Linked DNA regions of Homo sapiens: region 2 is linked to region 1. Evidence: read pairs that join two places in POLR2A ChIA-PET (ENCODE). Cell type or tissue: PC-9. All regions are shown on one strand. Each heading gives the region's core, and the rest is flanking DNA. Links, peaks and the distances in the headings are about the cores only. Region 1 overlaps CFAP20DC-DT (CFAP20DC divergent transcript). Region 2 has its middle 7.6 kb from the start of CFAP20DC.

Region 1 (15,276 bases), core at 4,219-12,218:
TTCATTAAAAATATGGGCTAAATTATAACTATTTCAAAAAACGATCAACAAGGATGAAAGAGTATGAAGGATTTTGAGGACAGATTGCCTAGAAACCAGGTGGAAAATGAGTTTTAAATCATGAGAGGAGTGGGGGTAGTACCTGTGTGTCTGATATAGAAGGAACCAAGAAGAATGGCTTAGGAAAGAGCAGAGAATTTGTCTAAAAGGGAGAGAGAGAAAGGCCAACTTGACTGCAGTTTTTGACAGAATATTGGGGATAGAACCAGACTGCAAGGACTTTGGAGGAAATAAGAGGTAGGAAAATGAAAGCATCTGGATACATACGGAGAGATGGGAATCAGCCAATATTTACCAGGTGCATAGTGTTAAGTGAAAGAGTGTTTCAAGATGGAAGAGGTGGATCTATGAAGAGGCTGTTTGGCCACGCAGCAGATAGGGAGCAGCAAGGTCCCTCAGGAAACCACAGGATATAGACATCGATGGAAGGATTGGCTGTGAGAAGAAGCAGGCTGCCTCCCAGGAAAGCACTAGCAAGGAGAGGCAAGAGAAAGCAGGAGAGGCCAGAGGAAGCAATGGGCAGATCATGGCATAGACTTAGCCTTTTACAGGAAGAGACAAGGACTTCAGCTGGAAATCAAGTCTGGGGAGAGGAAAGGGATGGCAGGTTACCAAGAAAGGAAGCGTGAAGCATATGCTTTTCATGTTTTGTTCTGCAGAAGAAGACAGGAATCAACCCACCCAACGGAACTTGGAAGGTGAAGGCCTATTCTCGTCCATGCCAGAGACAAATAAGAACTTTTAGAAGTCATGTGTTGGAAGCACCAGTTGCTACAAAAGAGCCGAGTTCCCCTGGAAGGTCACTCTCGGCCATCTGTTAGTGGCAGGGCTGAGCATTAGTAACGTGGACAGCAACCCAGCTGCCTGAGGAGGCCCGGCCAGTGCTTCTCCACTGCCAGGATGTGTTAGCCGGGTAACCTCATTCTAATCAAATGATGGATGGCCAAGCTGTGAAGGAGAACTGCAGTGCCTCAGACCTGGAAGTCCTGGCCATCTGAACCTCACTTGGCACTGAGTGGGGCTGCACCATGCTCCTAGGTGGCATCAGGAAACATTAGGAAAGGAGGGCAGGCATTCCACACACAATGTGCAACTTGGCAGCCTTAAAAAGGAGGGTTTGGGTGAAGAAGAATTACAACAGACAGCCCCGGAGTTTTTTCCTAACCTACTTTTAATTGATGATTCCATTATATCCTTTCTAAAGGCATTTTTAAACTTAATAAATGACTGCTTACTATAGAGCACAATACAATCCCTTACAAGTTAAGCTGTTCTCGTGAATCACTTGTAATTACTGGGCATTTTCGAGCCCAAGGGATGTATAACTATATTATTGTATCCCTGTGATTTTTATGAAGTCAAGGCAAGGAAACAAATCATGGTGGCTGAATTAATCTCTTCACCAGAGCTCTTAATAATCAGCAGAAAACTTTAAAATAACATAAACCAAAAACCTATCACTATTAAATCATCAGGTATTTTACTAACTGCTACTTGGTTTGTTTACTCCCAAAAGGGAAAGGGTAAATAGAAGAAGGGGAAGGAGAAGAGGAAGGAAGGAAGGGGCTTAGGGAAAGAGAGAGGGAATGAGTGGACAGAGGGAGACAGAAAGGGTAGAAGAATAAGGGAAAAGGAAAGAAGGAAGGAAGGAAGGAGGGAAGGGAGGGAGGGGGATGGGGAGGGAAGGGGAAGGGAAAGGGGAGGGGAGGGAGGATATTCTATTCATTTCCAATTGCTACCGTAATAAATTACTACAAACTTAGTGGCTTAAAACAAAATGTATTCTTTTACAGTTTTGGAAGTAAGCAGCTTAAAATTTATTCCCTTACAGTTTTGGGGGTAAGAAACGTAAAATCAAGGTGCTGGGAGGGTTGCACTCCTTCTGGAAGTCTCAGGGGAGAATCTGTTTCCTTGTCTTTTGCAGCTTCTAGCAGCCACCTGCATTCCTTGGCTCCTGGCTCTTTCCTCCATCTTCAAAGCACATCACTCCAACCTCTGCTTCCTTCTTCTCATCTCCTTCTTCTACCTTTGGTTTTATTTCCCTCTTCTAAGAACCCTTCTGATTACACGGGGCCACTCAGATAATCTGCCCATTTCAAGATTAGCTGAATTACATCTGCAAAGTCCCTTTTGCCATATAAGGTGACATATGCACAGGTTCCAGGCCTTAGCATCTGAACATCTTTAAGGGCCATTATTCAGCCTCCCACAGACATTTAAAAAGGAAAAGAAGAGGGATTTCCAACTGAATGTGAAACATACACCATAGTAGAACCTCTAAGCCATTTTGATATCGAATGAACTTCAAGTTGTGCTGCAGGAATGGTCTTTTTTTTTTTTTTTTTTTTTTTTTTTGAGACGGAGTCTCACTCTGTCACCCAGGCTGGAGTGCAGTGGCACAATCTCGGCTCACGGCAACTTACACCCCCTGGGTTCAAGCAGTTCTCCTGCCTCAGTCTCCTGAGTAGCTGGGATTACAGGTACCTGCCACCACGCCTGGCTAATTTTTGTATTTTTAGTAGAGTTGGGGGTTTCACCATCTTGGCCAGGCTGGTCTTGAACTCTTGACCTCGTGATCCACCCACCTTGGCCTCCCAAAGTGCTAGGATTACAGGTGTGAGCCACCATGCCCAGCCCAGGAATGGCTTTTAAAAATTGTCCACTCCAAAAAAAAGCAGACTATGCCTTGGTGCCACTTTTATAATGTTTTCAAAACACATTCACACCTATTATCTGATTTTCTCCTCCAAAGATATCTTGTTAGAAAAAAAAGGCAACTTATCCCAAATTGTAGATAAGACTGAAGGAGACAGCCTGCTGACGTGAGCACAACCCTGCCCCCCATTCCCCTGATGAGTCACCAGCAGTTGAATAGGACCAGCCCACCTCTGGACAGTTGTCCACTTCTCTTCCCATTTCAGGACAACCTGTCAGACCTACTTCCATTATAGCATTGTGTAAGAAAAAACAAGGAATCAAAGGCTCTTAGGTCTTTTACATCATTTGAAAGAGAGATCATATAGTTCACCCTGGTTCACCCTTCTTCACCAATGTGCCCTTCTGGCCAAGCATTCTTGTCACCTGAGCATTGTCACCCTGCAAAGATATTTCCAGGGACTTAGAGCTCTGTGCTCTACAAGTTAACCCACACATAGGCATTACTCTCCAGGATCTATTTCCAAAAATGGACCCAATGAATCCTGGGGCCTGCACAAAGGTGGTGCCTTACAAAGAAGTGAGAGCCAGGCTGGATGGCACATAGATGTGGCTCAGGCCCCAAGGTCATCTTGCAGGACACGCCTCACAAAAGGACCATTGGCAATGCACTGGACAGAGAGTCTGAAGCCCAGAATCCGTTCCTTTGTATTCTCGTGCTAGTGACTCATTGATTGGTGCAGGTTAAACCACCCTCCCTTCATAAGGAGCTGGTCCAAGGCCAGGCTTGACAAGAAGCTTTTGCATGGTGGTTAAGAGGATGAAGCATAGAGCCAGCCTAGCTACTACTTACTTAATGCTGAGGAAATTCCTTAATCTCCCTGAGTTTCCTCAGCTGTAAAAGTGGGAAAGTAAACCTCACCACTATCACAGGATCCTTAAGAGGATTGAAGAGATGGTGTGTGTGCAGAGTGCTCAAAACAGAGTCTGCAATGGGAGCTCTTACTCAGAGACCTGGGCTCTCATTCTATGCCTGACTATCGAGCTTTTCCTCCTCCACCCACATAAATTTTAACTGGGGGTATCCTCCCTCAGCAAAGTCCCTTTGCTCCAGATGAAACCTCTCCACACACACACACACACACACACACACACGTGTGCACACACCATAACTGCTGTGCCTACCAATGCTGTCAGGATGCTACTAGTTCATTAAGCATTTTACTGTGCTGGGTGCAACAGGGCACACAAACTCTGCTTTCTCAGAATTCCAAGTTTAGGCAAAAATAGCCCATGGGCAAATAACTGTAGTGCAAGATAAAGTGTTACAAGTGTTCTGAACAGGTTTGTGTAAATAACGTGCAGTGGGTTCTCACAGGCCAGTGAGAACGGTATTGTCTGGGAGTGAAAAAGAGAGCATCATAAAACACAGCATGCGTTGGGCTTGACCCTAAAGCAAGGCTCGAAGATACACAGTTGACGGAAAGAACATTGCAAGCACGGTAGAGGCTCACAGGGAATGAACATTATGTTGCTATATTTACTGGAGCTCAATCCAGTCTTCCACTCTGCTAACCCAGAAACCAGATTTATTATATTCTGGAGCCTGAGAATCAAATAGACTCAGGGTAGACTCTAACTAACCACACTCAGGAGCCTGATGTATAACACCAGATGGTCAATATATTGTTTCCTATGAGCAGTAACTTGGATTAGAGTAAATTAGTACGGCCATCATGTTTTCCCTGAAGGCAAATTATAATTAAAAAGAAGATACTTGGACATGAAAGCAGATCAAGGAGAGTTATGTAACACGATTGTTTTCTGACATTAAACTGAGGTAGTCTGATATGCCTTTGTTTCCTCTGATAAGAACAGAGGCCTTAGAGAGATGGACCAAAATGTCCTCTCTCCTTCTTTTCTTTGTGGTTGACTAACACACCTCCTTCTCATCAATGTCATCTCTGTATTTTTTCCTGAGGTCAGTTATTTTAATCACCTCCTACTGATTTTGCTGATCTGGAAAACAGCCAATTTTTTGAAATGGTTTTGCATATCTCTGTTCAGACTCATAACTCTCATATGGAATTAGAAAAAAGTTCAGTATGATTTAGGGAGATAGGGATGAAAACTCTGATGAGGCCAGACCCCAGGGAGGAGTTGGACCTCACAAAGAGGGTTGTAAAAGGGGAGACCACATGGTATCCTAGTAACCCACTGATGGGCCATTCTGCTGCCTCTCCTACTGAACCACTGCTTTTCCACATGCAAGGGATGGCCCAGGCAAGGCCTGTGCCATTCCCAGATATGGGCTGACAAGAGGAGGGGTTTTTTCAGCATTTTGAGTGCTCCTAAATCAGAGGAGCATTTTCTGACCCATAAGGCTGTGTATTGCATCCTGGTTCACTCTATACAAAAGTTGGAAGAGCTATACTCTTGGGAAAGAAAGGAGGATAAGTGAATGTAGGTATATGCATGGGAGAGGGAATAACAATAAAAATGGCAAAATGTTCCCAGTCCCTTGTGTTACCTCTCAGACTTGCCTTCTTCAACCTCCTAAACACAGTTCAGACACAGCACCCTCTGGCAGCCTTCCTGTTCCCTCAGAGTTGACCCCTCCTTCCTCTGTGCCAGCAGTCAGCAAACATTTTCTGGTAAGGACCAGATAGTATGTGTTTCAGAATTTGTGGGCCATATGGTCTCTGTTGCAACAACAATCAATTCTGCTCTAACACTTGTTTAGAAATGTGCATTTGTTCCAATACGATTAATATATTAGGGAACAATATGGGCGTGACATGAATTTCACGTTTGCTTATGTGCAATTTCCTCTGTGAGAAACACTAAGTAAAAGCAAAAAAACTGAACACATCTGTAACAAGACACGTAAGAAATTATACAATGCACACACACACACCCCCATCAAACATCTGCCATCCACCCTCATTTCAGCATGAGTGTATAAGCCACACCATGCACATCCACTGCTACAACTTTCCCTGGGATTCCAGATAACCCCCTCTGACCGCTCCACAATAGCTCATGAGCTGCAGCGCTTCTCACTCCCACTTCTACAGGCTAATGCCAGGGCTTTTTCAAGGCAAGTGGCCATATTTGTGGTAGTATTGTTATATGTTTCTTAACCATTTTACATGTGTAGAAATATGTTGTCATCTTTTTCAGGTTATCCATTTTTTTATGTGTCACTGGCCAAGTTCTTGAGTGCTGTGCCCAGTGCCATTTCCCCCATAGGCCTTGTGTTTTTTATTACACAATCGTGTATAGTGTGGTGATTTTCAGAAACGCATGTGCATCCTTAGAGCAGAACCGACTGCACTCACCGTAAGGGTAAAAGTGGCCATAGACAATAGGTAAATGAATGAGCAGGCTATGTTCCAATAAAACTTCATTTACCAAAACAGACAGCAGATCAGACTGAACCCATGACCTTACATTGTTGACCTTACTTTCTTTGTGTTATCTCTCTACCCTGCACATGATTCAGTTGCTGCACTCAGCACCAGATAGTGATTTATTTATTTAAATGTCCCTCTCCCCAACCAGGCCATGAGCTCCATGTGAGCTGAGATTCTTTTATTCATCCCTCTCCCCAGCATCCAGCATTGTGCCTGGAACACAATGGGCTCTCAGTGAAGTTTGCTGAGTAATTTAATGAGGAAGTGCCCTCCTCACCCAGCAGATATGCCAACCCCACAAAACAAGAATTGTCCTCTTGCATTTCCCATTCCAGCATTACACTTTAACATTCAGATTCAGATGTAAGTAATATTTAATGAACCCTGTCTACTCAGCACATTGGAGTAACAACATGATTTTCTGTAATTTCATGTTATCCATCAAGAGAAACCCAAAAGATATATATTATTATTTTCATTTCATGGGTGAGGGAATTAAATCTCTGAGTCTTTAAATAATTGCCCTAAGTCACACAGCTAGCTACAGTGTACTTCAGAAATGTTCTGTGTAATAGTCCATTATCACGCTGTGATAAAGACATACCTGAGACTGGGTAATTTATAAAGTAAAAGAGGTTTATTGGATTCACAGTTCCACGTGGCTGGGGAGGCCTCACAATTATGGTGGAAGGTGAAAGGCACATCTTACATGGCAGCAGGCAAGAGAGAATGAGAAGCAAGCAAAAGGGATTTCCCCTTATAAAACCATTAGATCTCATGAGACTTATTCACTACCACAAAAACAGTGTGGGTGCAACCGCCTCCATGATTCAATTATCTCCCACTGGGTCCCTCCCACGACAGGTGAGAATTACAGGATCCACAATTCCAGATGAGATTTGGGTGGGAACACAGACAAACCATATCATCACTATGGGTCCTGGAGGGAGAACATATAACCCTGTCTGAGGGTACCCTCTCCTTGACTTCCTTTCCTCTCTCTCCACAGCAAATGTGTCATGGTGCTGACTTTCTATAAGATAGGTTTGCCTAACAAAAAGGAATGCCAAAGGAGGAAATTTTCCTACAGAAATAGTTTCTTAAAATCTCTTCCTTCAAAGCTGTTGAGGATATTATAGTAACCTAAACAAGGAAGCTTTTGAAACAAAATAGATGAGGTTCCTGTTACCTACAAAAAATAAAGGTTAATATTGTCTAAAATAATCATTAATTTTCAGAAGGCTCTAGAAGTTCTTTGGTTCTTATGCAATGGCTTGGTTTTATAGGATCACACTGGTTTTTACTCAGCCTTAAGCATTCCTACATTTTGTATACTGTTTACAGAATGCGAAAGGGTTTCAGTTTCACCTGATTTTCTTCAACACACAATAGCAAGAAAGTATTTATTTGGCTCATTCTTTATTTATGTAAGAAATTTAAGGGACTATGAACAGCATCTTGCCTGAAGTGGCAAAATTACCATCTGGAGTCTGCAAATGTGAGTCAAAGGAATCTCCGAGAAAAGCAGAATGCTTAAAACCCACCTGGCCCCATTACTGCTACAGAACCTTGTTCAAAGGCCCATGATCCAGCCAGCTCCTAAAGGTATGAAGTCTTGGCAAGACGGCCCAAGGCATTTCCTTGTAGGCCACCCTGGCCCTGCCTGGTTCTTAGCAGAGCATATCACCAATAGCCCGAGGGAGGAGAAGGTTTTCTGCTCCTTGGTATGCTTCCACCGTGGCTGAATGCCTGCAGTGCAGTGTGTACACAATCCACCTTATGAGACAGATGGAAATTGAGTTATAGCAAATAAATCATATGGCACTGCTTTTAGTGATGTCTTTCTATAGGGACTCTTCCTGTTGACTAAGTGTGGCCTTGTAGCTCCTTGATTAGCCACACAGATGTTTGGTTGATATTTGACTCCTGTGAGACATTTCTTACTTAAAGACTTGTGGTTTCTCAACATACAGAGTTCTGCCCCTTAGTGTGAGGAGTTTTGTGAGTGGGTTATTATAATTACATTCATGCTGCAGATACACACCCATGCCAACACACACATAAACACACAGTTATGAACCAAATCACCCACACCCCCAAAGTTGCCATACCTCACCCTATCCAAATATTTCATGGAAATGTTGGAGCTTGTGAAAGCAGATGATGAATTGCACTTTGTAGTTCAAGTATCTCTTTTACTATTCTCTGAATAGATATCCTACCAAAAAGCCAAAAGATGCCTACTGAAGAGGTAACCATTTTTGGAATCAGAGAGATAAGGGTTGGAATTCCAGCTTTACTAATTAGTGGCCGTGTATCCGTGGGCAAATTAGATCCTCTAAGTCTCAAATCCAAATCTATAAGGTTAGAATATTAATGCTGCCTACCTCATGAAGTTTTTGTGAGGAAAGTCCCTAGTAGCACAGTTCATTGAGTATTGTGTGTGTGTGTGTGTGTGTGTGCATGCATGCATGAGTGCACACACACGCATATCTTGTTTTATGGGGTGGGGTGGAGTATTAATAAATACTATTTCCCTTCCCAGGTGACTTGCAGTTTTAAGGGCTGGCCACATTCTGGGTAGTTTCTGGTCAGAATATACAGAGCTCAGGAAACTGCATTGTTGGGTAACCAGATCTATTTAATGAGAACAAAGATAACACAGTCAGGTTTATCTAAGTAGTGAATAGTATTTGAATCATGTTACACCAAATTTAGAAAAACCAAGAAAAAGAGACTAACATTGAGCACCCATAGTGTGCCAGAGACTTAAATTGCTTTATTTAGTCCTCAAACCAAATGAGGAGACTGAGGCTCAAAGAGATGAAGTATTTTAGCTCAGAATACCCAGCTTGTGCTGCCAACTCCAACACCGGCAAGTGGGTCTGAAAGACTGGGCTTAGTTTTGCCTGGGTGCCTCTCACCTCCTCAAAGCCAATTATTTAAAATGTGGGCAGTTACACAATAATGACGCACATGAATAGAGACAAACAACATAGGACTAGAATCCCGGGAAGGCCTGTCTGAGGCAGCAGAGACAAGGAATAACAAATCAAGCATCAGCACTGGTGAAAAAATACACACAGACTTGATGAAGAGGCACTACTAGAGTCCGAAGAAGTCAATTCATGACTGAACATTGCTGATGTGCGTACAACAGACAATTCCATCACTTTTCTGAGATGCGAGCATGAGAAGTAGCCACACAGTTGGAGACCTGGAGACGTGCCAATTCCTTTGCAGATGAGGCAGAAAAGATAAATGGAACAGTCAAAACTTTGTGCTTCAAAACTTTAAACAAAGAGCGGAGATTCACTGATTGGGGTCAATTCTTAGGATGAACCAAAAAAGAGTCAACCTTGATTAACATCCTTTTGCATCATCAAAAGGAGATAGGTCAAGATAAGGTAATTGTAAGGTAAACTGCTGACCACACACAGCTGTTAAAGGAGTCATGCGCCAGCCAAAAGTGGGCAGATTTATTTCCTCAGGGGGCCTAGAAGCTCTGCCATCCCATAATTCTTCATAAAAAGCTAAATTCCTCTGCAATGACTTTTAAACTCCCATGATTTTTTTTCTAACGACATGACAGGACAGCAAAACAAAGACATAATTCTTTTCTATCTTATGAGCTAAACTGCTCCTTCTCTTGATTAGTGGCTAATTGCATATTATTTCCTCTCTGCCGAGGGAAACTGCAATGGAGAACCCCTAAGCTGCATGGTAGAATCACCCAGGGAGCTTTTAAAAAAATGATTCCTGGCCCTGCCCCAGACCTAAGGACTCAGAATATCTGAGAGAGATGAGTCCAGGAATTTGTATTTTTAAAAATCTCCCCAGGTAATTCAAATATGCAGGAGGGTACAGAACACTGGATAATGCCAAGCACCTCGACTTCGTGATAAGAAACAGGTCTGTGGCTGGGATTCAAATTCTGGCTTCACCACTGATTAACTCTATGACAACAGACAAAACACTGCCCTTTCTAAGAACTTCCTCTCCAATGTCCAATAAAATAAAGATATTCCGGCTGCAAGGTCAAATGACAGAGCATACTGAAGACTTTTATAAAAATAGTTAAGTATTACCATAATGTCAATCATATGTAATAGTTAAATTGAGTATGTTTTACAGATAAAGATAACCTACCTTTCCTAGGAAACTGTACAGCAGCTTTTATTCCGGTAATTTTTTTTTATTTTATTCTGAGACTTTGAGTAAGGCCATCTTAGGCTAGCTGACTTGGATGAATAAATAAAAATAATTGGGATCTCTTTAAACTTTTAGTGGCAAGCAAATTAAAAAGTGTATTTCTCTAGATGACGAAAAGGATAGTCCCTGAAGCTAATGAAGCTCTGATTTATGCTCAGGTTCATGCTACTAAGGAGCTTATCCTCCTACAGAGAAAAACATTTCCCCTCAGGACACAGCAAGTTCCTATGCTAGTAACTGAGGCACGCAGTTCTTGTTGCATGCTAAAAGTGAGAACACTTAGTTATTCCTAAACAGTCACTTATTGGTCACTAGGTAGGAAATGAAAACAGATGTTTTCTCTAAATTGCCTCTGATCAATTGATTTGAGAGGTGCTAAAGATTAAGTCATAGGCAGGAGCTTCCATAAAATTAGCAAAATAAAATAAGCTATATTCCTATATTATCAACCAAAATCTCCTAAGGGAAAAAAGTTTGCAGTTTCAGCCCAGGATGCACGTCCTATTAGGCGAAGTATTGAAATGCAGTACTCAACAAAACTGGATGGTGGTTTGGAAAAGGAAAGGAAACCAGAGGCGCAACATTTGGGTAGCTATGGGAAGTTTATAAAGCAAGGAATCCAAAGGCCCAGAGACAATGCCACAAGTTTGTACGTGCCAGCAGAGCTCCAGGCCTGCCAGCTTTCCAGTTGCAGTGTTAGTCCACAGAATGAAAGAGAGAGTGCATCAGAAAGGGATGTGCGTTCAAGTGGTCATCTTTGTTATAAAAATTTTGCACACCATCAAAAGGGGCATTAGAGAATTAAATGAATTATTGTGCATCTCTAAAATAGAATATCGAGAAGTCATTATGCAAAATGTTATAGAATAATATTTTTGATATGGGAAATTGTTGACAATTTATTAGGTTTTAAAAAGCAAGCTATGTTTATATGATGCCATTTTATTAAAAGTGAATTGGATATATAATATAAAGAATACTAGAGTCATTCATTTATTTATTCATAACCACAAATTCTTACTGGGTCCATTTCATAATTCTGGACGTGGGACATAACAGTAGAAAAATAAGTTCCCTGCTTCACGGAGCTTAGATTCTAGAGACAGGCTATAGAAAATAAACAAATGAGCATGTAAACATGAAGTATGTTACACAGTGATACGTGCCATGGAGAAAAACAGAGCAGGACAGGGAGAAGCACTCCAGGAACTCCCAGCACAGAAGGCAAGACTCACTGCTAACAGAACAGAAGAAAGTAAGGTGGGGAGCCATACTGATGATTAGAGAAAAGCTTTGGCAGAGAGAACAGCAAACAGTAAAGGCTTTGGTGGGCAGGAGAGTGCTTGGTATATTCAAGAGAGAGCAAAGGGGCCAGAGTGGCCAGAACAGAGTAAATGAGGGAAAGTGGCAGTGAGGTCAAAGTGAGGTAGCAAATGGCCAGATCACACCAGTTCATGGAAATCATTATTTAATCACAGGGCTTTCTTGGAAGGCTGTGGGCAGTTTGTTGAACAAATGTGGATGTGACCTGTTTTAAGATTGAGTCACTCTGGCTACTATGTTGGGAATATGCTGGAAAGGGGTAAGGACTTGTCTTCGTCCTTTCAAGCAGCTATAACAAAATATCATAGACTGGTGGCTTATAAACAACATAATTCATTTCTCATTGTCTAGAGGCTGGGAAGTCCAAGATCAAGACACCAGCAGATTTGGTGTCTGGTGAGGGCCTGGATCCTTATAGACGGCCATTTTCTCACTGACCTCACAAGGCAGAAGGAGTGAGGGATCTCTCTGGGGTCTCTTTTATAGGGAAACTAATCCCATTCATGGGACTTCATCACCATGACCTAATTAACTGGCAAAGGCCCCGCCTCCTAATACCATCACCTTGGGAGTGAAGGTTTCAATACGGGAATTTTTGGGGAATGTAAACGTTGAGACAATAGCAGGGATGGAAGCAAAAGAGCAGTTAGGAGGTTACTGCAATCATCTCAGTCAACAGTGGGATGCCTTGGACCTGGATGGTAGTAGAACATGGGATGAGAAGGGTCAGATTCTGGGCGTATTTTGCAGGTGGAGCTGATGTGGTTTGGTGAAGAATGTGGAATGTGAGGGAGAGGAGTCCAGGGTGACCCCAAGGTGTGGGTGTCCTAATAAGGCTCCTAAAAAGGCAAGTAGGAAGAGCACTGAAAACTGTCATTGGATGTGAGGACCCAGATGGCATGGTGGAGAAGAAGCCCTGACTGAAGAGGACTGAAGGGAGGATGGGGGCAGAGGGACAGCAGAGAGTGAGTGTAGACGGCTCTTCTGGGGATTTTCACCAGGAAGAGGTAGGAAATGGAGTGGTGTGAGATGTGGGCTCTAGCAACTGAAACAAAACCTTAACAGGGATTGGTTTCAGCTGGTGGGAGTTTGAGTAAATATCTCCCTTCCCCAGGCCCCCCACCCTTTTGTGGAAAATACTAAATCCTGAAAAATATGATTTCTTGACTTAAAGGGGCTATCTGTACAATATACCAAAGATAGGGGGTTAGGAAATTAGAACAGAAGTAAAAACAGAAAAAGAGGAGAAAAAGGAGGGGAAACCATAACCCTCCTATGAAGCATATCATGCTAACATGTACGTACATTAAAAATCCACACTGTAAAATAACACTGATATTGTTTGGCTGTGTCCGCACCCAAATCTCATCTTCACTTGTAGTTCCCATAACCCCACATGTTGTGGGAGGGACCAGGTGGAGATAATTGAATTACTGGGGCAGTTTTCCCCATCCTGTTCTTGTGATAGTGAGTTCTCATGAGATCTGATGGTTTTAAAAGGGGCTTTTCCCCATTTTGCTCAGCACTTCTCCTTGCTGCCTCCATGTGAAGAAGGACATGTTTGCTTCCCCTTCTGCCATGATTGTAAGTTTCCTGAGGCCTCTCCAGCCCTGTGGAACTGTGAGTCAGTTAAACCTCTTTTCTTTATAAATTACCCAGTTTCAGGCATGTCTTTATTAGCATTGTGAGAACAGACTAATACAAATACTATAGCTATGGGTGCCAAAGCTTAAAAGAATAAACTAGAAGGATTTGCATCAAATCCACAACCATGGCTACTTTTGGATTGTGGGAAAAGAGTTTTGGCCTGGGCATGGAGAAATAAGAAATGATTTTATTTTCATTTTTTGCTCAAAAATCAAAGATCTGAAGCAAATATAAAAACTAAATGTAAAAATAATCAGGCCTGCATAGTGACTAAAATTTTTTAAATATTATTTACCATGTTTTAAAAAATCTCTCTGAACTTGCACCAAAAAATCAAACATATTCTTCCCACACCACATCCTCATCCCATCCCATCTCTTTATAATCTTTTCTTGGTTTCCAATAGAATATACTTATAATAAAATCATATGATGGCATCAAAGTAATTCATTAAATTAAAATCAACAAAATCAACTTTTTAGCATTATTCTCTCACTCATCCATTCGTTCACTAAATATTAATCATGTTCTCACTTATATGCAAACAAGGTCTTTCAGCTGTAGCTATATTGTAATGATCAGGATAAACAACTTCAGAAAACGAATGTCATATGCCCTTCAGAAACTTGGAGTTGAGAACATAAAAGAAATGAAAGTGAGTGAATTTATCAATAGAAGGTAAATTCAGGAAATTCTGCACAACATATAGGATTTTGATGAGATTAGGACTTTTGATAAATCTTCCACACGTAATTATAGTATATATTAGCTTGACAAATTGAAATTCAAGGAAAAAATTGTATATGCCTTGCTGATTTTTAAAACATTTCTCTCCTCTATTATAAAAGTCATTGTTTTGATTCAGAAAGAGAACATAAAATTATTTCTAGTGTGAACGACAGTAGCAGCTTTTATGGCTAGTCAAAGGAAGAGGAAAGAAATATTAGTGGAAATGTACACTTGCTAAACTTGTCCTTTTTTTTTTTTTTTTTTTTTTACAAAACAAAAGAATAAATATATAAGCTAATGAATTTCAGCAGAACTAGAATGGGGGTGTGCATGCATGTTTCCCTGCCCAGAATTTCTGACACCTGCACCAATCCCACTGAAAACTAGCATTTCCTCAGAAGAGAGCAGACAAGGTTGTGACTAATGTTTGCAGAACAAGAAGCTCAATAAACAGGATGACTTGAGTTCAGAGAAGTCCTGCAATCATTTCCTACCACACTTCACTGACAGGATAAAACTGAATAAATAATAGATTGGTGAGGGTTAGACTGCAGAAGGAACTACAGCAAGATCAGGAGCCCATGCCTTCTCCAGACTGTGTATACATTCGCATTTTATCCATTCCAGAGTGACTATGGAACCCAATAGTCAAACTCTTTACCATAATTTAAATCAGCTTTTTCATATGTTTATAACCTCTTATTCACTCATTCCCTTACCCATTCCCTTTTTTTTTTTTTTTTTAAGATGGAATCTTGCTCTGTCGCCCAGGCTGGAATGCAGTGGTGTAATCTCAGCTTCCCACAACCTCTGCCTCCTGGGTTCCAGCAATTCCCCTGCCTCAGCCTCCCAAGTAGTTGGGATTAGAGGCTTGTGCCCCCATGCCCAGCTAATTTTTGTATTTTTAGTAGAGATGAGGTTTTGCCCTATTGGCCAGGCTGGTCTCAGGTGATCTACCCACCTCGGCCTCCCAAAGTTCTGGGATTACAGGAGTGAGCCAAACCCATTACTCTTTCTTTCTCTCTTGCTCTCTCCTTTCCAATTTTTTTCCCATCAAGTATATCGTAACAGACTATTGAAAGAGCAGAATTCTAAACTGCCTCTTTAAGGAGCTTTGGTATAACTCACATAGATTTTTAAAAATTAAAACCTAAGTGACATAAGATTAACCTGAAAGAATATTCTCAATAAAAAATATTTCCTACACTTCTTGTTATTTCTACTATTAAAGTCA
Region 2 (15,130 bases), core at 7,131-15,130, 190 kb after region 1:
GCAGCGGGAAGAGCAGTGTGGGCCCTCTTGGTCCCCAGGGAAGCCATTTCTGACTTTCCCTCACAGGAGTCCTTGGGGAGGGCTGCCAGTGGAATTGGGGAAGGACCACAGGAAGAAGCTAAACTTTGTAATAATTTTGACTGAACATGAATTTTCCTGGACAGAATCCCAGGGAGGGAGGCAAACGGGGAGCACAGATACGAGCACAGAAGCTGTGGCAGGCAGGGAGGTGTGAAACCTGAAAGCCCTACTTGCTTTCTCAGTGGAGAGGCTTGTAGCCTTTGCCAGAATCTCAGCCCTGCTCACTGGCTGCCTGGATATAAACACGGTGCTGTTGGTGAGGCACAGTGGAAGTGAGACTGGCCTTTCTGGCTGTGTGGGAGCTGGATGAGGCCTGTTACTGCTAGCTTTCCCTCACTTCCCTGGTGACCTGTATGACATAGCACAGGAGCCATAATCCTTCTGGGAACATAACTCCATTGGTCTGAGAATCACACCCCCATCCCCCACAGTGGCCATAGAAAACCGCCCCCCGCAAGGAAAATCTGAGCTCAAACACACCTAATCCTGCCCCAACCTGATGATCTTTCTCTGTTCACCCTGGTAGCCAAAGACAAAAGACATAATCTTTCAAGAGCCCTATGGCCTTACCCACCACCTCAGAAACCTGAATACTTATCTAGGCAACCCTAGGGTATACTTGTTTCCTCCCAGGAAGCCCTCTGCTGATGCTCTCTTGAAAGCGCCACCTCCTGGCTGGAGACCAGCCAACATAAAACATTACAGCAACTCATAAAAGAACAACCCTGCCCCAAGAAAGGAGAAAATAACAACTAATTTCATTGCCTGTAACAACCTGGCTAACCAGAGATCCTGAGTCTGTCCATGTGACAACTTTACTGCCAGCACAATCAGCACTGGACGTGGCTCACTAAACAAAACTACAACCAAGGACTCATTTCACTCCCCTCCTACCTCCACCCGAGCAGGTGCTAGTATCCACAGCCGAGAGACCTGGAGACCTGAAGACAGATCACATCACAGGACTCTTTGCAGACACTCCCCAGTACCAGCCTGGAGACTGGAAGCTCTGCTGGGTGGCTAGATCCAGAAGGGAAATAACAATCACTGCAGTTCGGCTCCCAGGAAGCCCCATCCCTAGAGATGGAGAGACTACCACATGAAAGGAGCACTCCGTGGACAAAAGAATCTGAACAGCCCCTGAGCCCCAGATCTTTCCTCTGACATAGTCTACCTAAATGGGAAAGAACCAGAAAAACCGTTTTGGTAATATGACAAAGCAAGGTTCTTTAATACCCCCAAAAGATCACACTAGCTCACCAGCAATGATGCAAACCAAGATGAAATCTCTTGAATTGGTAGAAAAAGAATTCAGAAGGCCAATTATTAAGCTACTCAAGGAAGGACCAGAGAAAGGTGAATACCAACTTAAAGAAATAAAACAAAAAAATACAAGATATGGACAAAAAAATCTCCAGATAAAGAGACAGCGTAAATAAAAACCACAACCTCTGGAATTGAAGGTCACACTTAGAGAAATGCAAAATACACTGGAAAGTCTCAACAACAGAACCAAACAAGTAGAAGAAAGAACTTCAGAACACAAAGACAAGGCTTTTGAATTTACCCAATCCAGCAAATAAAAAAAAAATGTTCATTTTTTAAAATTCTAAGTCTCCAAGAAGTTTGAAATGATGTTAAACAACCAAACCTAAGAATTGCCATTCCCAAGGAAGAAGATAAATCTAAAAGTATGGCAAACATATTTAAGGGAATAATTAAGGAAAACTTCCCTGCCCTTGCTAAAGATCTAGACATCCAAATACAAGAAGTTCAAAGAACATCTGGAAAATTCATTAGAAAAAGATCATTGCATAGGCACATAGTCTTCAGGTTATCTAAAGTCAAGATGAAGGAAAGAATCTTAAGAGCTGTGAGGCAAAAGGATCAGGTAACCTATAAAGAAAAACCTATCAGATTAATAGCAGATTTCTCAGGAGAAACCCTACAAGCTAGAAGGGACTGAGGTCCTATCTCTAGCCTCCTGAAACAAAACAATTATCAGCCAAGAATTTTGTATCCAGCAAAACTACGCTTCATAAATGAAGGAAAGATACAGTCTTTTTCAGACAAATAAATGCTGACAGAATTCACCACTACCAAGCCAGCACTACAAGAACTGCTAAAAGGAGCTCTAAATCTTGAAACAAATCCTCAAAATACACCAAAATATAACCTCCTTAAAGCATAAATCTCAGGGGACCTATAAAACAATAACAACAAAATTGAAAAACAAAAACAAGGTATTCAGGGCAACAACTAGCATGATGAATAGAATAGTACCTTCATCCTGAATGTAAATGGCCTAAATGCTCCACTTAAAAGATGCAGAATGGCAGAATGAATACAAATCCACAATCAAGTATCCGCTGTCTTCAAGAGACTCACCTAACACATAATGACTGACATAAACTTAAGGTAAAGGGGTGGAAAAAGACATTCCATGCAAACGTACACTAAAAGCAAGCAGGAGTAGCTATTCTTCTATCAGACAAAACAGACTTTAAATCAACAACAGTTTAAAAAGACAATAAGGAACATTATACAATGATAAAAGGATTACTCTAACAGAAAAATATCACAGTTGTAAATCAATATATACCTAATACTGGAGCTCCCAAATTTATAGAAAAATTAATACTAGACCTAAGAAATGAGATAGATGGCAACACAATAATAGTGGGGGACTTCAATGCTCCACTGACAGCACTAGACAGATCATCCAGACAGAATGTCAACAAAGAAACAATAGACTTAAACTATATCCTAGAAAAATGGACTTAACAGATATTTAAAGAATAAATGCAGAATACACATTTTATTCAGCAGCACAAGGAACATTCTCCAAGATAGACCATATAATAGGCCACAAAACAAGTCTCAATAAATTTAAGAAAATCAAAATTATATCAAGTACTCCCTCAAACCACAGTGGAATAAAACTGGAAATCAACTCCAAAAGAAGCTTTCAAAACCATGCAAATACATGAAAATTAACCTGCTACTGAATGATTGTTGGATCGACAATGAAATCAATATGAAAATTTAAAAATTCTTTGAACTGAATGATAATAGTGACACAACCTATTAAAACCTCTGGGATACAGCAAAAGCAGTGCTAAGAGGAAAGTTCATGGCATTAAATGACTAACTCAAAAAGTCTGAAAGAGCACAAATAGACAATCTAAGGTCACATCTCAAGAAACTAAAGAAGCAAGAACAACCAAACCCACACCCAGAAGAAGAAAAGGAATAACAAAGATCAGAGCAGAACTAAATGAAATGAAAACAAACAAACAAAAAACCCCACAAAAGATAAATGAAACAAAAAACTCATTCTTTGAAAAAATAACCAAAATTGAAAGACTATTAGTAAGATTAACCAAGAAAAGAAAAGAGAAGATCCAAATAAGCTTGATTAGAAATGAAACAGGAGATATTACAACTGATACTTCAGAAATACAAAAGATCATTCAAGGCTACTATGAACACCTTTATGCAAAGAAACTAGAAAACCTAGAGGAGATGGGTAAATTCCTAGAAATATACAACCTCCTAGATTAAACCAGAAAGAAATAGAAACTATGAACAGATGAGATTGAAGCGAGACTGAAATGGTAATAAAAACACTGCCAACCAAAAAAATTCCAGAACCAGACCAATTCACAGCTGAAGTCAGCTGAGTTCTCTCAAACATTCAGAGAATAACTGGTACCAATCCTATTGACACTATTCCAAAAGATAGAGAAAGTGGGAATCCTCCCTAAATCATTTTGTGAAATCAGTATCACCCTAATAACAAAATCAGGACAGGACATAACAACAACAACAACAACAACTACAGACCAATGTCTTTGATGAACACAGATGCAAAAACCTTCAACAAAATACTTGCTAACCAAATCCAACAGCATATCAAAAAGATAATCCACCATTATCAACTGAGTTTCATACCAGGGATGCAGGGATGGTTTAACATACGCAAGTCAATAAATGTGATACGCCACATAAACAGAAGTAAAAACAAAAACCACATGATCATCTCAATAGATGCAGAAAAAGCATTTGACAAAATCCACCATTGCTTTACAATAAAACCCTCAGCAAAATCAGCATAGAAGGGACATACCTTAAGGTAATAAAAGCCATCTATGAGAAACACACAGCCAACATCATACTGAATGGGGAAAAGATGAAAGCATTCCCCCTGAGAACTAGAACAAGACAAGGATGGCCACTTGTACCACTTCTATTCAACATAGTACTAAAAGTCCTAGCCAGAGTAATCAGACAAGAGAAAGAAATAAAGGGCAACCAAATTGGTAAAGAGGTAGTCAAACTGTCACTGTTTGCTGATGATATAATCATATACCTAGAAAACCCTAAAGACTCATCCAAAAAGCTTCAGAACTGATAAGTGAATTCACTACAATTTCAGGATACAAAATCAATGTATGCAAATCAGTAGCTCTGCTATACACCAACAACAACCACGCTGAGAATAAAATCAAGAATTCAACCCCTTTCACAATAGCTGCCAAAAAAAAAAAAAAACTTAAGAATATACTTAACCAAGTAGGTAAAATATTTCGACAAGAAAAAAACACTGCTGAAAGAAATCATAGATGACACAAACAAATGGAAACAAATTCCATGCTTGTGGATGGGAAGAATCAATATTGTGAAAATGATGATACTGCCAAAAGCAATCTACAGATTCAATGCATTTCCCTTCAAAATACCACCATCATTCTTCACAGAACTAGAAAAAAATCCTAAAATTCATATGGAAACAAAAAAGAACCTGCATAGCCAAATCAAGACTAAGCAAAAAGAACAAATCTGGAGGCATCACATTACCCAACTTCAACCAATACTTGAAGTCTACAATCAACAAAACAGCATGGAACTTGTATAAAAATAGGACATAGAACAATGGAACAGAATAGAGAACCCAGAAATAAAGCCAAATGCTTACATTCAACTGATCTTTGACAAAGCAAGCAAAAACATAAAGTGGGGAAAGGACATCCGATTCAACAAATGGTGCTGGGATAATTGGCAAGCCACATGTTGAAGAATGAAATTGGATCCTCATCTCTCACCTTATACAAAAATCAACTCAAGATGGATCAAAGACTTAAATCTAAGACTTTAAACCATAAAAATTCTAGAAGATAACATCAGAAAAACCCTTCTAGACATTGGTTTGGGCAAAGACTTTATGACCAAGAGCCCAAAAGCAAATGCAACAAAAACAAAGATCAACAGATGGAACTTAATTAAACTAAAAAGCTTCTGCACAGCAAAAGAAATAATCAGCAGAGTAAACAGACAACCCACAGAATGGGAGACTATATTTGCAAACTATGCATCTGACAAAAGACTACTATCCAGCATCTACAAGGAATTGAAACAAATCAGCAAGAAAAACAATCCCATTAAAAAATGGACAAATGGTATGAATAGACATTTTTCAAAAGAAGATATACAAATGGCTAACAAGCATATGAAAAAATGTTCAGCATCACTAATTATCAGGGAAATGCAAATCAAAACTACAATGCAATACCACCTTACTCCTGTAAGAATGGCCATAAGGAAAAAATCAAAAAATAATAAACATTGGCATGGATGTGATGAAAAGGAAACACTTTTACACTGCTAGTGGGAATATAAACTAGTACAAGCGCTGTGGAAACAGTGTGGAGATTCCTTAAAGAACTAAAAGTAGATCTACCATTTGATCCAGCAATCCCAGTACCAGGTATGTACCCAAAGGAAAAAAATCCTTATATGAAAAAGACACTTGCACATGCATGTTTATAGCAGCAAAATTCACAACTGCAAACACATGGAACCAGCCCAAATGCCCATCAATCAATAAGTGGATGAACAAAATGTTATATATATAGACACACACACACACACACATACCATGGAATACTACTTAGGCATAAAAAGGAATGAAATAATGGCATTTGCAGCAACCTGGATGGAATTGGAGACCATTATCCTAAGGGCAGTTACTCAGGAATGGAAAACTAAACATCGTATGTTCTCCCTCATAAGTGGAAGCTAAGATATGAGGATACAAAGGCATAAGAATGATACAATGGACTTTGGGGACTTGTAGGAAAGGGTGTGAAGGGGATGAGGGATAAAAGACTACACATTGGGTATAGTGTATGCTGCTTAGGTGATGGGCATACCAAAATCTCAGAAATCACCACTAAAGAACTTATCCATGTAACCAAACACCACCTGTTTCCCAAAAACCTATTGAAATAAGAAATAATAATAATGGTTATTATTCATATGTGTTCTGAAAAGGTGTTCTGAATGTGTTTGTATGCATTAGGCACACACTATCAGCACACATGCAGAAGTCTGTGTGAATGGCAAGAAAATATCCTTTCCATTAACTTATCAGAAACACAAAAAATATCAGACATCAGAAGACCTTGCAAGATGAACATCCTGGATTCCCTTCTACTGCCTTTTTCCCACTTCGCATTTATCTTGTCTTCCCTCTTCTTTGTAGCTTTTTCTATCCCTCTGAACTCCCTCCTGGGTTCCAGTTCCATCCTAGAAGCATAGCTGAAGGAGAATTCTAAGTTTCACCTGTCTCTCTATCCTAGTGGTCATGGTAGGTCCTTACCCTGGGCCCTGGGGTAAGAGGTGGGTGAGGTGGGGTTGAGAAGTCCTTCGGGTTCTTCACACTGGAACTTCTATGAGATGAATAGACTTTTCTCTACATATTATTGACTGTGTTCCATAGCTTAACGGCATTTAATATGCTAAACAAAATATCTGCCTCCTGTGGGGTGAGAAAGGGGAAAAGAGAGAAGGAAATCCCATTCTTCTGCACATATTCTTGGTGGTGAAATATAAGCTAGTACTAGGGCACTTGAGTGGAGGTGGAACTCAGATGCTTTTGGACAGTTGAGTTAGACAACTTCCCTCTCTATGTGGTCTAATTTGAACTAAGATTAGATATTTTAGGGGACTGGTGTGAATTTCTTCATACACATAACCTATTTGCATCTGGTGGTTTTATTGAGGGCCAAGAGCCTCCCAGGAGAAAAATATTTAAACTCTGTTGACATATGTATGCCTACCTGACAGAGCTATGCCTAACTGACAGAAAATTGGGGAAATCAGATTTTAGGAGGGGCTTCAGAAAAGAATTCACCATTAGGAAAGAATATACAATGAGTTAGATGAGTAACAGGACCTGAAATGATAAGGAAATATTGGTATGGGTAGGGCAAATAGTCAAACTTGTCCCAACCCAACCAACCTCATGGAATAGGCCTGTGAGTGTGTGTGTGTGTATGTATGTATGTATGTGTGAATTTTTTAAATTACAGAACTTTGGGACCCAGTCAGCTTCGCTGTGGGGACTTCCCCACCCCAAACACCTTATCTTACCTGGAAAAGACATCTTTCTCTTGGTAAATGAAAGAAGATACACATCGAAAAATCAGTATGGACAATGATGGTGGTAGGCAGTGTAAGTGGTACTCAGGGCGACAGTGTAGATCACTTTATTTAAATAGTTCCAATTGGGGTCTGGGCTTCAGAGTTAGGTCTGGACTAGCTGCATCATTTGAGTGCAATAGCTTTATTGCTAACCACTGAATACTGGGGCTCAAATAATTTTGCAGAAAAGACTTTTCTTCTTCCTGGCAACTGAGTGAAATTCACAATAACCATTCAGTTTGCTTCCTAAGAATAAAAACACAAAATTCTAGATTTACTGGTGTTAATGCCCCCCAGCCAAAGAACATCAGGGATATATCAGTAGTTGAAGAAGCTGGGTTCATTACTCATTGCAACAAGGAAGAAAATACACCATTGGGGAACCTTGGGTATGCTAGTAAGAGGATGTTAGAACTTACTATAGGATTTGGGCTTATGTTAGCTGATTTAGGGGAGGGTTTAGGGAAGTAGAGCTTTGCTCTGGATTGGATCCTGTCAGGAACCAAGAGTATTTCAATGATTGGGAATATTAATAAATCTTATATATAAGACAGGAAGAATGAAGTAAGGCTTAGCTATAATTGGTAAAGAAGCAGCAGTCACTCATATTAACCACGATAGGGAAATGTTTAGTCATCTTTTTGATTTGGACCATATTCATGTTTTTATCTTGATTCATCATGGTCACAGAGTGGTTTTGTATGATGTTGATATTCTGTGAAACTGTTGGTGTTCAGTAACAATAGCAACAACAAAACACCAAAACCTAGCTGTGAGTGTCAGGCCAGCTTCCAGATGTCTTTGCTTCACTGGTGACATTAGCGAAAGCAGTTACATTCTAATTTCAACAACTTCAAACATGGCAGGTATTCTTTGGCAATAGTGGTAACAATGGCAACTAAGTGGAATCCCTCATAAAAATGTTTGGTCTGAGAAAAAAATGCAGTTAAGTAATCACTTCTGAAGTGATTCCTGGCTACTTAGTATCCTCTTAAAGATCCTGGAAATACACAGGCATCCAATAACATTGGATTTCCTGTTACTAAGCAGGTAAGAGCTTAAAAAATCCAGGCTTGAATATTAAGAGTTAATGAGGCTGGGCGCGGTGGCTCATGCCTGTAATCCCAGCACTTTGGGAGGCTGAGGTGGGCAGATCACGAGGTCAGGAGATCGAGACCATCCTGGCTAACACGGTGAAAACCCGTCGCTACTAAATATACAAAAAATTAGCCAGGCGTAGTGGCGGGCGTCTGTATTCCCAGCTACTCGGGAGGCTGAGGCAGGAGAATGGCGTGAACCCAGGGGGTGGAGCTTGCAGTGAGCCGAGATCGCTGCACTGCACTCCAGCCTGGGCGACAGAGCCACACTCCGTCTCAAAAAAAAAAAAAAAAAAGGAGTTAATGTAAATCCTGGGATAATGAAAAGGGCCTATGATATTTGAATTACACATATGTACATCAAATCATTTAAAGAATGTTAGCGAACCTTTCTTTCATATTAAATTATTCATGTATAGTTAGAGTTTTTAAAAAATATGTCTGGTGTCTGTTATTTGTAAAAAAAAAAAAAAAATCATTATAGTAGATATCTCCTTTTGGCTGCCCAATATCCATCTTCCTCCTTCCCTAGAAGAGGACCCAGAGTTTCCTTTGGGAAACAATCCTTCCCCATTCCTAGTTACATGTTTGGGTGGTACCCCATTCCCAGCCAATCAATATATCTCATCTCCTTGTTTGCCGGGACTGGTTTAAGAATAAGCACTTAATCTAGCCTTAAGCTTATTTATCTGACCAAAGTGTTTATTTCAGAGATAGGCATATCCCCTGAACTGATCCAAATGAAGGTAAACTTCAGGACTTTAGCCCCAAATGCTCTATTTAGCGATATCAGAATGTAAAATTGAGAATGCTATAGCCATTTTGTAAACCTAAAGAGAGCCAGCCTAACGACTGAGGCAACCTAGAGGAAGCAGTGTGGAGAAAGGAAACCTGATGATGTTTCTGACCTCTAGATGCAGCTGGATCTACTCTAGGTTGTTAAGAAATCAATGCCAAGTCCAATGTCATTAAGTTTTCCCCTTATGTTTTCTTATAAGAGTTTTATAATTTTAGGTCTTATGTCTTTGATTCATTTTGAGTTAATTCATGTATATACATTTAAAAAGTAAAGCAAGAGTCCAATTTCATTCTTTCTCATGTAAACATCTAGTTTTCTACAGCCCTTTTATCACAAATCAACACTAACTGGCTTTAGGTTAGAGAAAGTTATCCAAGAAAAACTTGCTACTTAGATCTAACTTGTCTGTTAAAAACCTTGATCATTTATGTCATTGTAAAACAAATTAATACTAAATATCCACTCAATAAATGTATTCCTTTCAAAGATGCATTTGGCAAACGGTCGTTTTTCTAAACCTAAGTGCTTGCTATGTAAAGCTACTTTATTTAGGAAAGTATTCATACCTAATTATCAAACTACTGGGATAGTTTTTTTGTTTTGTCTTGTTTTCCTGAGAAAGCTTTCAAGTGGTTTTGGAAATTTTAAAATGATGCATGACTTTTGAAGTACTTGGTCATCTATAGGTACAGGCAAGAAATAGTCCCCATAGGATCTCATGGACCTGAGAAGGGGGAAAAACCCATTTGAGGAGAAAATCTAAAAACAGTAAAGCCCTCAAAAACTTTCACCATTCCATACTTTCTGGAAAAAAGAAGACACTACTATTTTCAAATCACCTGTCAAATGAATAACTTTGGTATCATTAATTTTTCTTGCTTAAAACTATAAAATAGGCCCAGTTTCAAAACTTTCCTATCAACTCAACATTATCATTCATAAAGCTATTCCATAATGTATAAAAAATTAACCCTTCAAGTATTAAACATTTCTAGATTACTGTGTAGCAAATTCTCATGAAACAGATATCTTATTTCTTCCCATTAGCCAAATAATTAGATTATGTACTGTAATCAAAATATAAACTACAACAATATTGTGGTAAATACAGTACATTCTTAGTTCAAAAGATATTATTTCTCGTCAAATTGATAATCATACTCATCTAAGTGGAATGGCTATATTGGCATACGAAGACTGCCACTCTTTAAAAACTGTTTCTAGTCTATTCCATTTTAAATACTATCCAATATCCTTTAATATTAATATACCAACAAATTATTTTTTTCAATCACTTTCTTTGTAGAACAAAGACAAGCACTTTACAGCTTGTAAAGTGACTAATCTTAAAGTTATCAAATTAAGTTAAGCAATTTAACGCAATTACTAAATGTACCAACTTCTTAAAAAATTGTAGCAATTAAAGAAATTGTTTCACTGTCTTTTATAGGGAACATAAATAACTTGGTTTATCTTTTATAATGAACATAAATAACTTGGTTTAAGCCAAGTTGTTTGGGCAGGCTGGCTTTTTTCTTTTTTTTTCTTTTTTTCAGAATTCTGCTAGATATCCTTGAAGTCATAGTCAAATCCAAGTTTTTGTTCATAGCTTGCATTCAATCAAATTGAAGAGTACTTGCTATTGTAAAGTTGGATTTCCACCTTTCTCTGATTTTGAATTCATACTGTTAAAGTACTGCACATTCTTATTTTTGTTTTATTGCTACCATTGTCATTGTTAATGGTGGCTCTCACCATAGGCAAAATACCATTGATAAACTTGGGCAGCTTTCAGATTTGCCCATTTCCTGGACAAGCAGTATATCATACTTGCTAATGAAAATCCAACTCTGAGTCTCCTGAACTTGTTAGAAATTAGGACGGTCAGATGACAATGTTTGGCTTTGGACTATTACTTTCTCTTTAGGAAGTGAGGACACTGAAATAAATGGACACTGTTTCCTTCTAGTCTTAAGTTGAATAAACAGGTGATCAAAACCAAAAACACCTGAGTAATAAGACTTACTGATTCACTGTAATTATTCATTTTCAATTCTGTAGCTCATTTTTTCATTGACAAATTGAGGTTATTAATTCACCCTTTTAGTTGTAGATAAATGATAAACATATTAACTCATGTAATCATAAGAGGAAGAAAAAAATAAAGTAGGGCAAAGTTGTGGATTTCACTTCAACTATGGTGTCAAAAGACCCTTTTCAGAGACCCAAGTAGATTGTTAGAAGCCTTAAGATGTCCCCTAGATTCTTCCCAGATTTTCATTATACCTTTTGCCATCCTTATTATTAACAGCTGCCCAAAGAAGATATTCACATCAACCCCCGGAGCATGTAAATGTTTCCTTATTTGGAAAAATTGGTCTTTGGAGATGTGATTAAATTATCTTGAAATAAAGAGATTGCCTTGGATTATCAAAGTTGGCCCTAAATACTATTACAACCTCTTTATAAGAGACACACAGGGAAAACACACACAGAAGAGAAGACAATGTGACCACGGAGGTGAGACAGAGACTGGAGAAATGGAGCCACAATTCAAGGGGTGCCAACAGCTGCCAAAAGCTGATGAGGCAAAGAATGGATTCTCCTCTAAAGCCACTAGAGGAGTGTGGCCCTACTGACACTTTGATTTTGGACTTCTGGCCTCCAAATGAAGCCACAATTCAAGGGGTGCCAACAGCTACCAGAAGCTGGATGAGGCAAAGAATGGATCCTCCTCTAAAGCCACTAGGGGGAGTGTGGCCCTACTGATACTTTGATTTTGGACTTCTGGCCTCCAGAACTATGAGAGAATAAATTTCTGTTGTTTTAAGCTACTCCTTTTGAGGTAATGTTACAGCAGCCACAGGAAACTAATATACCCGCCCAATGTTACTCCCTGTGATTGAATTCATGATATTTATCACAAGTTGTAATTATTTGCTATTTTATTTATCATCTGTCTCACTCCCCTGTGTAAGCTCCATGAAGGTAGGGCCATTCACTGCACACCCAGTCTCTTAGCATAGTATTTGAAGTATCTTATGTTCCTAGAAACTGTTAAAAAGAATTAGTGGATAAATGTCCCCCACAGATAAGTCTTGTAAGACAGAGACCATGTCTATTGATCACAATTGTCAAAGCCTCCAGCACAGAGCCTTACAAGAAACTGCTGTTGAACTAAGTTTGCCAGTCTAGAAATCAGGAATTTTGGATTCTAGACACTATACTGCAATGTATAGCTGTGCCATGGCCCCCACCTCTATTTCCTTTCCATCTATTATTTGGCTTAGAATGTTCAAGAAGGTTTGTTCCTTATCTGCTCTTCTTATCCTTGATAAGGAGCAGGTCCAAATATCATTTATTTTCGCGTCCCTTACATAATCCATAATAGTTGGCATATGATACGACAATAAATGTTTGAGGTTTTTGGGTGAAGTGGAATGATTCCAGGCTTTAGACTCAAACATAAATGAAACTCAATATTGCATCCTTGAGTAAATTCCTAATCGACTCTGAATCTCAATCTTCTCAAATGAAAGGAGACTAACCCTTACCTCACAGAATCGTGAACCTGTGAGCCACTCTGCCTATAGCAGGAATTTTATGAGTGGTACCTGATTAGCATTAACCTATGCCATTGACCTAACTCAACCATGAGTGCAGCATCAGATAAGAGTTCCTAACTGGTGCTGTGTCCGGAATCGGTGGGTTCTTGGTCTCACTGACTTCACGAATGAAGCCGCGGACCCTCGCGGTGAGTGTTACAGCTCTTAAGGTGGCGCGTCTGGAGTTTGTTCCTTCTGATGTTCGGATGTGTTCGGAGTTTCTTCCTTCTGGTGGGTTCGTGGTCTCACCGGCTCAGGAGTGAAACTGCAGACCTTCGCGGTGAGTGTTACAGCTCTTAAGGCAGCACGTCTGGAGTTGTTTGTTCCTCCTGGTGGGCTCGTGGTCTCGCTGGCTTCAGGAGAGAAGCTGCAGATCTTCGCGGTGAGTGTTACAGCTCATAAAAGCAGTGTGGACCCAAAGAGTGAGCAGTAGCAAGATTTATTGCAAAGAGTGAAAGAACAAAGCTTCCACAGTGTGGAAGTGGACCCCCAGCTAGTTGCCAATGCTGGCTCGGGCAGCCTGCTTTTATTCTCTTATCTGGCCCCACCCACATCCTGCTGATTGGTAGAGCCCAGTGGCCTGTTTTGTCAGGGCGCTGATTGGTGCGTTTACAATCCCTGAGCTAGACACGAAGGTTCTCCACGTCCCCATCAGATTAGCTGGATACAGAGTTTGGACACACAGGTTCTCCAAGGCCCCACCAGAGCAGCTAGACACAGAGTGTCAATTGGTGTACTCACAAACCTTGAGCTAAACACAGGGTGCTGATTGGTTATTTACAATCCCTGAGCTAGACGTAAAGACTCTCCACCTCCCCACCAGACTCAGGAGCCCAGCTGGCTTCACCTAGTGGATCCCGCACTGGGGCCGCAGGTGGAGCTGCCTGCCAGTCCCGCACCGTGCGCTCACACTACTCAGCCGTTGGGTGGTCGATGGGACTGGGCGCCGTGGAGCAGGGGGCGGCGCTCATCGGGGAGGCTCGGGCTGCACAGGAACACACGGAGTGGGTGGGAGGCTCAGGCATGGCGGGCTGCAGGTTCTGAGCCCTGCCCCGCGGGAAGGCAGCTAAGGCCTGGCGAGAAATCGAGCACAGTGCCGGTGGGCCAGCACGCTGGGGGACCCAGTAGACCCTCTGCAGCCACTGGCCCGGGTGCTAAGTCCCTCATTGCCCGGGGCCAGCAGGGCTGGCCGGCTGCTCCGAGTGCGGGGCCTGCCAAGTCCACGCCCACCCGGAACTCCAGCTGGCCTGCAAGCGCGGCACGTAGCCCGGGTTCCCGCTCGCGCCTCTCCCTCCACACCTCCCTGCAAGCTGAGGGAGTGGGCTCCAGCCTTGGCCAACCCAGAAAGGGGCTCCCACAGTGCAGTGGGGGGCTGAAGGGCTCCTCAAATGCCGCCAAAGTGGGAGCCCAGGCAGGGGAGGTGCCGAGAGCAAGCGAGGGCTCTGAGGACTGCCAGCATGCTGTCACCTCTCAGTGCCATATGACTTTGGCCAAGCCATTTAACCTTTCTGAGCCACAGTTCCTTAGCCAAAAATTGGCAATAGTACCTTCCATGTAAGAAGTGGCTCTGATCTAGAAACTAAATAAAGTAACTTAATAGTTACACTTAAGCCAGTGCTAGTCTCAATAAGTTATTATTTTCTACAAAAAAATCTTGGCTTCCTAGGGTCTTCTGAAACAATGAAAGGGTCCAGCAGACCCTCTTACTGCCTCAACGAACCCAAATTTGGGAACCTTCTAAGCAAAGGCCGCGTGAGGGTTCCATGAGTCCATGACTGTATCCCTCAGGAACCTACCAGTTATCTGTTTACCACGAGGAGAGACCAAACCGATGTGACAGTACTCTAGAAGAGTCCAGTACCTGGTATAGCCCTAATCCACGCTGAGTTTAGCCTTTTTAGTCGGCAGAGGTCATGACCTAAGTAAGGAGCGTGCTGCTCACCGTTTGGACCGCCCACCATTTCTCCAGGAGTCCCGCGGTTGCCTGGGCAACGCTACGTCACCGCGTATCCTCCCGTGCCCGTCGGCGAGAAGCCTAGAGAGCGCAACGCGCAGGCGCCCAG

What was found. ChIA-PET counts read pairs that join two places held together with the same protein. Peaks named below come from ENCODE experiments on the same cell type or tissue, not always from the same donor. Only the 100,000 strongest peaks of a DNase experiment are listed, where the experiment ranks them.
Region 2: POLR2A ChIA-PET joins it to region 1 with 10 read pairs; 2 of 35 experiments call an interaction of 5 or more read pairs at or near these places.

What each region holds. Positions count from the first base shown.
Region 1 is chr3:59,240,270-59,255,545 of GRCh38, reverse strand. All of the region lies in intron 4 of CFAP20DC-DT (CFAP20DC divergent transcript), which reads right to left. Among named protein-coding and RNA genes, the nearest start is that of CFAP20DC-DT, 160 kb to the right of the region's middle. In PC-9, for the core only: no CTCF peak of the experiment used is centred there; a DNase peak (open chromatin) is centred at 7,895; H3K27ac peaks cover 959 bases.
Region 2 is chr3:59,050,086-59,065,215 of GRCh38, reverse strand. No RefSeq gene overlaps it. Among named protein-coding and RNA genes, the nearest start is that of CFAP20DC, 7.6 kb to the right of the region's middle. RefSeq lists a silencer at 6,607-6,857. In PC-9, for the core only: a CTCF peak has its summit at 12,224; a DNase peak (open chromatin) is centred at 15,075; H3K4me3 peaks cover 496 bases.